2 separate regions of the Homo sapiens genome follow, and region 2 is linked to region 1. The links are chromatin loops, found by intact Hi-C in ENCODE. Cell type or tissue: CD14-positive monocyte. All regions are shown on one strand. Links, peaks and the distances in the headings refer to the core of each region. The heading gives the core; the rest is flanking DNA.

Region 1 (5,390 bases), core at 125-5,124:
CTGGTCTTCAACCTAAGGGGTTCTACTTCCCTGCCAGCCTGTGAAATTATTCAAATAAGCCACTCATCCTCCAGTGGGAACCAGGGGTCACCCCAGCCTGTGTTGCTACAGAACTTGCCTCCCATAGGCCATGCTTGTCCACTCTACTCCTGAGTGCAACCCCAAGTGACGCTGCATGGTGTCCTGTGTCCTCCCCTAGGCTGTGAGCTTATGTGAGTCATAAACTGCCATCAATCTCATCTGTCCAGTGTTGGGTGCTGGATGTTCCACTATCTCATACTATTTAGGGTGGGGAATTCCTCTTTCAATAATGGAGTGAATAGAAGGTGATCAGAACAGTATCCCACACAGAGGTGTCACTCAATAAATTTGTGCTGATTGCATCATCTTCATTTGATGAAGTTCCTAGCCAAGTAGAAGACTGGAAATTAATTAAATATTTGCTGTAGATGACTATAGATTTTTCTACAAATAATCCATTTGAAACATATAGCAACAGCTTCTATTTGCATAATTATGCTTCAAGCAATCTTTTTCTTTACTGTTCACCATACTGTTAACCAATAAAAGCAAAACTGCCTAAGAGCAAATCTGTACTTAATTTCTGTACTACCGATCTGACATTTACATTGCAATTCTTAATAACTAATCGAGGTAAATTGTAACTGTGTCCAATCATGGAAATAAGATTCCAGTATCAGTCAACATTGGGTATAATCAAGAGACTAAAAACAACTGAAAGTGCATTAGAACTCAGACTTTCCCCCCACAATGACCTACTTAATGTATTTCATTGTCTCCCTTTATCTCACTTCTTTGTAAGCAAAATGGCAACACTTGGAGGCACTGAGAGACTTGTCCTAGAATCTGCAATTAGTTTTCTTATTAGTGTTTCAGGGAGAGTTTCATTCGCATTACTGTTATTTTATCACTTGGTTTCCAAGGTCCAAAAGGAAAAAAAAAAAAAAAAGGCCACGTATTTTCCCTTCTGGGGGCTCCTGCTTTTTATCTTAAAGCAGTGGGGGTGGGGGAACATGTACACCAGCAAGCAGTTCTCCTGTCCAGCTTCCAAGTCACACTCATTAGTAACGGGCCTCAGCCCCTCCCAGCACCCGGCCACTTCTCTCCTCTGCTGAGGGCTGGAGAGGGTGGGGACTGGGGCTCTGAGAGGGACCAGGGGATCAGGAAAGCTCAGATCCACGCCTTACCGCTCCTTGACCACACTGGAATGTGATGACTAGCTTTTTTCAGCCTGGGCTCTGCATGACAAAAGTTAGTGGAAAACGGTCATCAAACATTTCCAGCAAGCTTCAGACTTCTCCAAAGGACAGGGCCCTTCTCCAAAGACCGCCTGGCGCCTGGATTAGGCCGCTCCTAGCCTAGCCTCCCTGCTGCTCCTTTTCCCAGAGTGGTCGGTACACAGGACGTGCCGAACGTGCGATTATTAGAAGGCTATTACCAGAAGCAAGGGGATGTGCTCAGGGTGAGGCGCAGGCAAGGAAAAGACATTTCCAAACAACCCAAACAGCTTGCGACTGGGGACAAACCATTTCACCAGGGCGGTGGGGAGCCAGCCGGCCGGCCGGCCGGCCGACCCGGGGTGCGTGTGCCCAGAAGCTGTGCGGGCTCAGTGTGTAGACGCTCTGGCTGCGCAGCGCGCGTGCTCAAGTTCCAAAGCGCTGCACTCCACGGCGGCTGGAAAAGGTGGAAGAAGGACAAAATAAAACGAAATTTCCCCACACATCGCTAAAGGGAGGGGGCAGGCAGGGGGCCAAGCTCTGAAGAAAAGCTCTAAGAGATCTGTGGTGAACGGAGGAGAGACCCAGGGCAGAGGCTGGTGCTGTATTTGTGTCCAAAATTTGCCCGCTTTCCTGCTGTTTGCTGCTGGCTTGGTTGGCCAGAAAAAGTCCCCACAGTTTACCCCTAGATACGGAGGCCTTTCTCAGTACTCCACACACACACATTATCCGGATTTATTTAAATAAGAAAAAAAGTAGAGGGAAAAATATTTTTCATAAATATCTAGTACTAATAGTTTCATGTATAAACTGCCAGTAACTGCATATATACATACATGTATATGTTTTTAAACCAGAACATACCAGAGTTGTGTAATCTATTTTAAAAATAATTTTATTGTGGTAGAAAACTCAGAACTTAAAATTTACCATCTTAACCATTTTTCAGTGTATAGTTCAGGAGTGCTAAGCATATTTACATTGTTGTGCAACAGATCTCTAGGACTTCTCCATCTTGTAAAAGTGAAACCCCGTTCAACGCTAATTCGCTCTCCCCTCTGCCTTAGTAACTGCCTTTCAACTTTCTGTTTAATTTTGACTATTTTAGACTCTATATCTGAGTGGAATCATGCAGTATTTGTACTTTTGTGAATGTTTAGCATAATGTCCTCAAGTTTCATCCGTGTTGTAGCATGTGACAGAATTTCCTTCTCTCTTAAGGCAGCGTAATATTCCATTAGATGTATATACTTTTATACATTTTCTTCATCCATTCATCTGTTGGTAGACATTTGGGTTGCTTTCACCACTTGGCTATTTTGAATAATGCTGTGATAAACCTAGGTGTGCAAATATCTCCTCAAAATCCTGCTTTGAATTCTTTTGGATATATACCCAGAAGTGAGTATATATGCTGGATCATATGGCAATTCTATTTTTAATTTTTTGAGGAACTTCCATACCGTTTTTATAGTGGTTGAACCATTTTACATTCCCACCAACAGTGTGCAAGGATTCCAATTTCTCTGTATTCTTGCCAACATTTGTTATTTTCTGTTTTTCGGATATTGGCCATCCAAATAGGTATGAGGTGGTATGTAATTATGGTTTTGATTTATCTTTCTCTTATGATTAGTGATGTTGTGCATTCTCTTCATATGTTTGTTAGCCACTCGTACATCGTCTTTGGAGAATTATCTATTCAAGTCTTTTGCTTATTTTAAAAATCAGTTTATTTGTGGTTTTGTTATTGAGTTATAGTAGTTCCTTATATATTCTGGATATTAACTTCTTATTAGGTATATAATTTGCAAATATCTTCTCCCATTCCACAGGTTGCCTTTTCACTCTGTTGATTGTTTCCTTTGATGTGCAGAAGTTTTCAGGTTTGATATAGTCCCACTTGTCTACTTTTGCTTTTGTTGCCTGTGCTTGAGGTGTCATAGCCATGAAATCATTGCCAAATTCAGTGTTCTGAAGCATTTCCCTTATGTTTTCTTCTAGGAGTTTCATAGTTATAGGTGTTAAATTTTGTTCTTTAATCTATTTTGAGTTAATTTTTGTATATGGTAGAACGTAAGAATCTAACTTTATTCCTTTGCATGTGGATATACAGTTTTCCCAGCACCACTTTTTGAAGAGACTGTCTTTCCCCAGTTGTATCACACTTATCTTTTCATGTTAAGAAATATATTCAACTTCATAATTTTTAAGGCTGCATAGTATTTCATACAAGCAGATACATCATGATTTACCCAACCAGTCTTCTATTATTGAATAGCATAGATATGTTCAATTGTTTCTGGATCATAAAATAAAATTTCCTTCTCTATGTATTTGGCTTCTAGAGTTGTCACTTTAGCCAGGCTTTTTGAAGTTTCCATATTCTTTCCAGCACTGCTGCTCACGAACTGCCACCTCCACGCCCTTACAAATGCTACTTTTTTACTGCTAAGAATTTTATCATACTCCATACAAACATTATGCAGAAATTCAGTATTCTTTTCATTGTGGTAAGAAAGTGCAGCTGGGAGTCAGGAAATGTGGGTCCTAAACTGAGCTCTAGCGTTGTGGTAAGAAAAGCACAGTGTAACAGGTATGGGCTGAATTGTGTCACAACAAAGTTCATAAATTGAATCCCTAACTCCCAGTGCCTCACAATGTGACAGTATTTGGAGATAAAGCCTTTAAAAAGTGATTGAGTTAAAATGAAGCCATTGGGGTGGGGCCAAATTCAATCTTACTGGTGTCCTTATAAGAAGAGGAAATTTTGACACACAGAAAAAGTCCGGGGACTTGTGCACACAGAGGAGAGACCATGTGAAAACATAGCCAGAAGTTTGCTATCTGCAAGCTAAGGCAAGAGGACTCAAAAGAAACCAAACCTGCTGCACCTTGATCTTGGACTTCGAGTCTCCGGAACTGTCAGAAAATACAGTTTTGCTGTCTAAGCCACCCAGTTTGTGGTGCTTTGTAAAAGCAGCCCTGGCAAATGAATACAGCAATGCTTGAGTAAATTACTTGAATCTGTGGGCTTCAGATTCTTTCAAACAAACTACAGGATGAGATTATGAGATCTGGACTATTCTTAAAGATGTGATTTATTTTAATGGGGTTGCACTAAAGAGAACACTAGCACACATAACCGAAAGTATAGAGAAAGGACAGACTTCAGGGTTGATTCTGTGGATTAATCTTTCAAAGGCCCGGGTGTTTGTTTGTTTGTTTGTTTGCCTCTTTGCTCTGCACACCACAGTGTGGACTTTTTCCTAAGTCTAGGTATCTTTACGACGTGGAGATAGATGACTGCCAGCAGCAATAAGGGCAAAATCCTTTCTTATTTACATCTAAAAGAGGCCAGCACACTTCTACTCATATTTCATGAGTCTGAATGGCTTAAACATGTCCATTTCCAACTCACTCACTCATTTAGAATTAAAGGTACTGTGAAAGGCTTGGAGCAATAATCTGGCTGGAAAGGACATAGAGAGGCAATAGTCACGTCCACTAACGCTAGGAACAAATCATTTAATTTCTGGTTAGCTGTGATTTCTATGTAATCATCATGCATACTCATGAAAGTGAGATCATAATCTACAAATATATTTCAAATATAACATTTTAAGAATACGAACCTTAACAGTTAATATATTGAGTATATTTTGTAGAGATATTTAACTAAATATTTAATGATTTTTGATATCATTGTTTCCTTTGTGCAGTTAGAAACCAATATATTATTTTCAGGTCTTAAGTATTCAGGCCCTGAAAAGCTCTTAGACTTTAGGCATTGTGTGCAATGAATGAAAAAGCCCTAGAGGCAAGACTGAAATGTGATGGTAATTAAGAAAATCCAAAATGTGATAAACTATTTTGTTCTTTGCTAGAAGAAAAACTATGTTAATGGGAGAAACAAAGTCCCTCTGGAAGCTGAGAAAGGGGAAACAAAACTTGTAACAATTTTCAATGTGTATCCAGCACCATCCACTGAAATAAATTTTGACTAAAAAAATCCAAGAAGTTGTGGGCAGGCACTACTAGAAACCCCTTTTCCGTACTGATATATCCTTGCAGCTATGTGTCCAGCAAAACAAAAACAAAAGCCAACAAAAAAGCAACAAATAACAATAGCAACAATACAACAGGAAAAAC
Region 2 (5,390 bases), core at 65-5,064, 58 kb after region 1:
ATCATTTGGTTAATGTGATATGTGTTGGATTTCTCTATTGTCAGATTATCTCTTTGTGTTATTAATGAGTAATGTATAAGGAGATACTTGGAAACTATGACTATTTTCCAACCTCTCACCTATTGGCATTAGTATACATTGATAATCCTTTCATTGTCAATGAAGAGCCATCCCTGGCTCTTCAGTTTACCTCGTATACCATTATTATTACTTTTGTGATTCAAAATGGTGATTTTCCAATTCTATCAATCTGTCCACATTTATTAGCTAGCATTCTTCTATAAAGAAAAGCTTTCCCTCTTTTTTTGTATCCCCTCCCTCTCCCTTTTTTTTTTGTTTTGTTTTTGAGAAAGAGTCAGGAGTGCAGTGGCTGCGATCTCAGCTCACTGCAACCTCTGCCCCCAGGGTTCAAGCGATTCTCCTGTCTCAGCCTCCCAAGTGGCTGGAATTACAGGTGCACACCACTATGCCTACCTGATTTTTGTGTTTTAATAGAGACAGGGTTTCACCATATTGGCCAGGCTGGTCTCAACTCCCAGCCTCAAGTGATCCACCCACCTTGGCTTCCCAAAGTGCTGGGATTACAGGCATGAGCCACCATGCCAGGCCCCCCAACTTTTTTTGAGTATTTTTATAGACTCATGGATTTTCTTTTTATTCACTATTTTTTAATGAATTACCATCATTATTCTTTTTATCATTCAAATTGCCCTATTTTGGCCTGTAGGAGGACCTTCAATTTGCTTTCTTTGTCCTTTGACTTGTCCCACCAGTTTGTGAATGCTTTCTTGGTTATTTTTTATGAATGCTAGATATTGCATTTGGATCATTGTAAAAATAGTTTTAGACCAAGAAGAATGTTATCTTTCTTCAAGGAATTTTTATAGGTGCTTCTGGTAAGAGATTAAGGCCAGTAGCAATCCTACATCACCTTAATTCAATCCAGTTGGAAGGCCTCAGAGAATATGAAGTGGGTGGTTCAACCCTCCAGGAGGGTTGGCCTATTTCTATGTTACCCTTACTCTCATGTAGTCCTTTGGGTCCCAACCCAAAACCTGACATCACTTCCCTTTACCTTCCTTGAACTTCAGTTTTATCTCCCTATCCTTGTTAGTCTGTTAAAATTTCTATTAAGCTTCTCAGACTCCTCTTCGGAAAAGTGGTTCTAAATGCTCTACTCACCTCTCCGAGTTTCTTTCTCCCAGATATTATCCCAGATGTTGTCATGTTAACTCTCAGAGTAATTTTCAAAATATTTTGTCCAACTTTTGTGGTTTTACTTGGTAAGAGTGTTAGCCGAATTGCCTAATTCATTACTGGAAGTGAAAGTTCCCCTCATTACAGCTTTACTTTTAAAAATTAAAATATAATCATGTCATTTTCCTAATTAAAGCACTTCAATGACATCCATTTTTCTTCAGAATTCTTACTTAGGAGGCCTGAAGGTCTACATTCCCAAGTAATCTCCAGCCACTCTCCTTCTCACTTTCTATTTTGCAGACACAGTGGCTCTCTTTGGCATGCCACAACTTCACAATTCTGGCTTTGCACTTAACATTCTGTCCCCTGACCACCATTAGCTGCTCCCACCCATATCCTTTTGACCTAGTTCATGCTTACTCCATCATCAGAGCCAACCAAATGTTTCTTCACCAGGAAAGACTTCTTCCAAAGCACTTATTAAAGTTTACGGTTGTAAGTTGATTTGAGTGGTTATTTGAGTTAATACGTCTTCTTCCATATGCAACACGAAGGCAGAGATCATGTCCGTTTTTTTCACTACTTGCGTGCCCAGCAACTACTTGTAGCAGACATTCAACAAAATAGAAGAATAAATAAAAATCATGTCAACCAACAAGTTCTTTTCTGGGTCACTTATCTGTGTAACCATACTATTTATTTTCACCAACTCCCTGTACCTAGGGTTCTGTCAATGCAGCTAACATTTCCTGCCTTTCAACTTGAGGTCTGATAAAAAGTTTTGGTTTCCATTTCTCTAATGCTGACATTTATTTCATTTCAATAGAGAGTTATTTTTAACCAAAGTAACATTGTTTTTTGGTGACTTTGCAAAACTTTCAAACCAAGAGGTTATCTTTGTTTCAATGTAAACACACTGATAATTGAAAAAAAGCCATTCAGAGCCTTGATGTCTAATTTAGCTAACTCTTCAGAAAGTGAAAAATAAAAACCAAAGAGTCTCAGGCAGGTGATGAAGTAAAAATAATGCATACACTAAATAATGCTGCAAGTGTTTTATTTGGCTTAGTATAGATTTCCCTGGTACCATAAATTTCCATCTGTTTTGCATTTGAAAATAAATGACAGCTGCTTCTTTAAAGTCTGTAGGCAAGAAGAATAATAGGAATGCTAATTGATACTATAAGTTTTTGTTTTAAGGCCAAATTTAGGCTTACATTACTAGAAGCTTGCATGAGCCTGTATCGATTTTTTATTTTCATATGCTTGGCCTGACTATTTTTTCTTTCTTTAGTCACATAACATACAAATATCAACTGTTTGATTTCTTTAGCCTCAAAGTCATTTCTTAGTCAGCTTCCCAGAATGGGGTCATGAGGTCACAATTGGGTAATGGGAACTTTAAATTCGCTCATGTTTATAGGGATTACAGCTTCCTTCTGCTAGAGAAATGTGATATGAGTGGACACACTACTGGGCAACACTTCACTCCCAGACTTTGTGAAAATAAATCTCCCTCCTCTGCAAATGCAGAATATGGCCCACTGCTCCTCTTTTAAAAAACACACTTTTAAGACCTCCTAATTAACCTACATGTAAAATGGATGAATGAACATGTTTGCTATGTAAGTTTGACAGTGGGGACTTTCTTAGGTATGGTAGCAAGTGGCTCCAGCGTCTCCCCTAAACTTTAGATTTAATTATGCAATATCCTACTAACTTTCTCACTTAAATATCTAATATGTGTCAATCTTAACAAGTCCAAAACTACATTATCGTTTCTCCCTGTTCCCCAAAACATGTTCTTCCTACAATCTTCACCATCTAAGTGAAGGACAGATCCATTCTTCTAGTTGCTCAAGCCAAAAACTGAGGACTTATTTCTGGCTCTTCAGTTTCCCTCATACACCAAATCCACTCAGCTTTACCCTCAGCATGTGTCCAGAATCTAACCACCTCTCTCCATTATCATGATCCAGGCCACCATCATCTCTTGCTTGGTCTATTAACTAATCTTCCTGTGTTCACTCTTTCCATCCTCTCCACACAACACCAGAGTGATCCTTTTAAAAAGTAAATTATATAGATTTCTGTCTCAGGGTAAAATCCAAAGTCCTTACTATGGGCCAAGCCTAAAAGATTTTATGAAATCTGGCCTCTGGTCATCCCTTTGACCTCATCAACAGTACTCTTGTTCATTCCACTCCCATCAGACTGGCTTCTGTGATTTCCCTCTAACATGCCAAGCTTGTCCCTACACATGCTATTCCATCTACCTGGAATGCTCTTTCCCTAATAGCTGTGTGACTTATGCCTTCGTTTTCCTCAGGCTACTGCTTAAATGTTTTCTTTTTGGGGAGGCCTTCTAGTAACAGCACATCATATTTTTTAAAAACACTTCATTTCCTTTTCCACAGCACTCTCTAACACCTTATGTAGAGTGACCACACATCTTGGTTTTTCCATGACAGTCCTGATTTCAGCTGTACTATATTGACATAATTGTGAATAATTATTCTCAAAGTGTCCTTTTTTGATAAAGTATGTGGTTGTCCTACCCTTACCATGTCTTATTTTATTTTTACAGCTTTCATCGCCACCTGATACCACCTGTCTTCCTCTTATTAGAATGTTAAGAGTTGACCATTTATTTTATTCTCTACTGTATTCCTAGCACTTAGAAGTACCTAGAACACAAATGCTCAAGAGTATGTGTTGAATGAATAAGTGAAGTCATTGATTACCTGATGTATGTCCAGTGCTCTACTGGGAACCAAAGAGGAGAAGACAAATACAACACAGTCCCTATTCAATGCATAAGGCCCATGAAATTTAAATATATATATTTATATATAATAAATATATATATTTATTTATATATAATAAATATATATATTTATTTATATAATAAATAACTATATTTATTAGTTATATAAATAAATATATTTATTATACAATATATATTATTTATATATATTTATTTAAAGTGGCTCAAGTGATTCTCATGTGCAGGCCAGTTTAAAAACCCAGGAGCTATCTGCCTAATGGAGGAGTCAGAGATGAAAGGCAGGTGAGCATCAGAATGATCTCTCTTTAGTGAATGGCTAGGATGTCCAGTCTGCCAAAATCACCATATTGAATTTGGACATCAACATGAAAACGTATGCTGTGTACAAGAGACTGCACAGTGAGGCTGCCAAGGGATATTAATGAATTCAGTTCCTAAATTCTATTACTGTGCTGGGGAAAACAAAAACAAAAACCAAAAAAAAAAAAACAAAAACCTTCTTTACTATAAAAACAGAGTGTTGGCTTTTCAGTGCCTGAATAGCAAAAGTGGGAACTCTTCATGGCCCAGAATGTCTTTGACAGTATAAGAAGTGGGGAGAAGAAAGCTTTCCCACAGAGAACTGTGTCTGGGGCTGGATTAAAATGAGCACTCAGTCACAATTTATTTGTTGTAGGAAAGGGATTTGTAACCAAACCCATGCACATAAACTCTAATTATTTCCTCAGGATAAATTCATACAAGTAGAAGTGCTGTTAACTCACATGATCTCTGCACACGATTATCAAGATCTTTTAGTTGGGAATTCACTTGTTTTTTTGAGTAGAGGTTTTAAATTTTTTTTCTATTGGATTTTAGATGTACCCCAAGTAAAAAACAGCTGAGTCTCTTAACATTCTAAAGAATAATACTTCTAGCTACTTTAAGAAATCTGCTGATGGTAATCCTCTTCTCTGACAATATAGTTAGGCTTAATTCATCATCTCTATGCAACTGTTCCTCAGGGACATGGTTCCAGGAACCCCCAAGATACCAAAATCCGTGGATGCTCAAGTCCCCCATAGAAAATGGCATAGTATTTGCATACTATGCACATCCTTCTATCTACTTCAAGTAATCTCTAGGTTACCTATACTACTTAATAAAATGCTATGTAAATAGTTATTATATTGTACTTTTATTTGCATTAATTTTTTATTGTTTTCTTTCCTAAATATTTTTGATCTATGGTTGGACGAATCTGTGGATGTGGAGTGTGCAGATGCTGAGGGCTGACTGTATTTGGCCTTGCATGTAAATCTCTATTATGGCACTTACCATGCTAGTGTGTTTGTTTTCCTACTTGGCCACACCCGTAAGCCACCTCCTCCCCACCCCCAAGTGTTTTAAAAGACTATGAGCT

The links. A loop is a pair of places that touch in the nucleus more often than their neighbours do. Peaks named below come from ENCODE experiments on the same cell type or tissue, not always from the same donor. Only the 100,000 strongest peaks of a DNase experiment are listed, where the experiment ranks them.
Region 2: it touches region 1 in a loop (2.5-fold over the local background); 18 of 110 quality-filtered maps call a loop at or near these places.

The regions. Positions count from the first base shown.
Region 1 is chr3:156,604,674-156,610,063 of GRCh38, forward strand. No RefSeq gene overlaps it. Among named protein-coding and RNA genes, the nearest start is that of SSR3, 52 kb to the left of the region's middle. In CD14-positive monocyte, for the core only: no CTCF peak of the experiment used is centred there; a DNase peak (open chromatin) is centred at 2,248; H3K4me3 peaks cover 2,152 bases; H3K27ac peaks cover 1,866 bases.
Region 2 is chr3:156,662,916-156,668,305 of GRCh38, forward strand. No RefSeq gene overlaps it. Among named protein-coding and RNA genes, the nearest start is that of TIPARP, 9.0 kb to the right of the region's middle. In CD14-positive monocyte, for the core only: no CTCF peak of the experiment used is centred there; a DNase peak (open chromatin) is centred at 2,596; H3K4me3 peaks cover 1,841 bases; H3K27ac peaks cover 3,232 bases.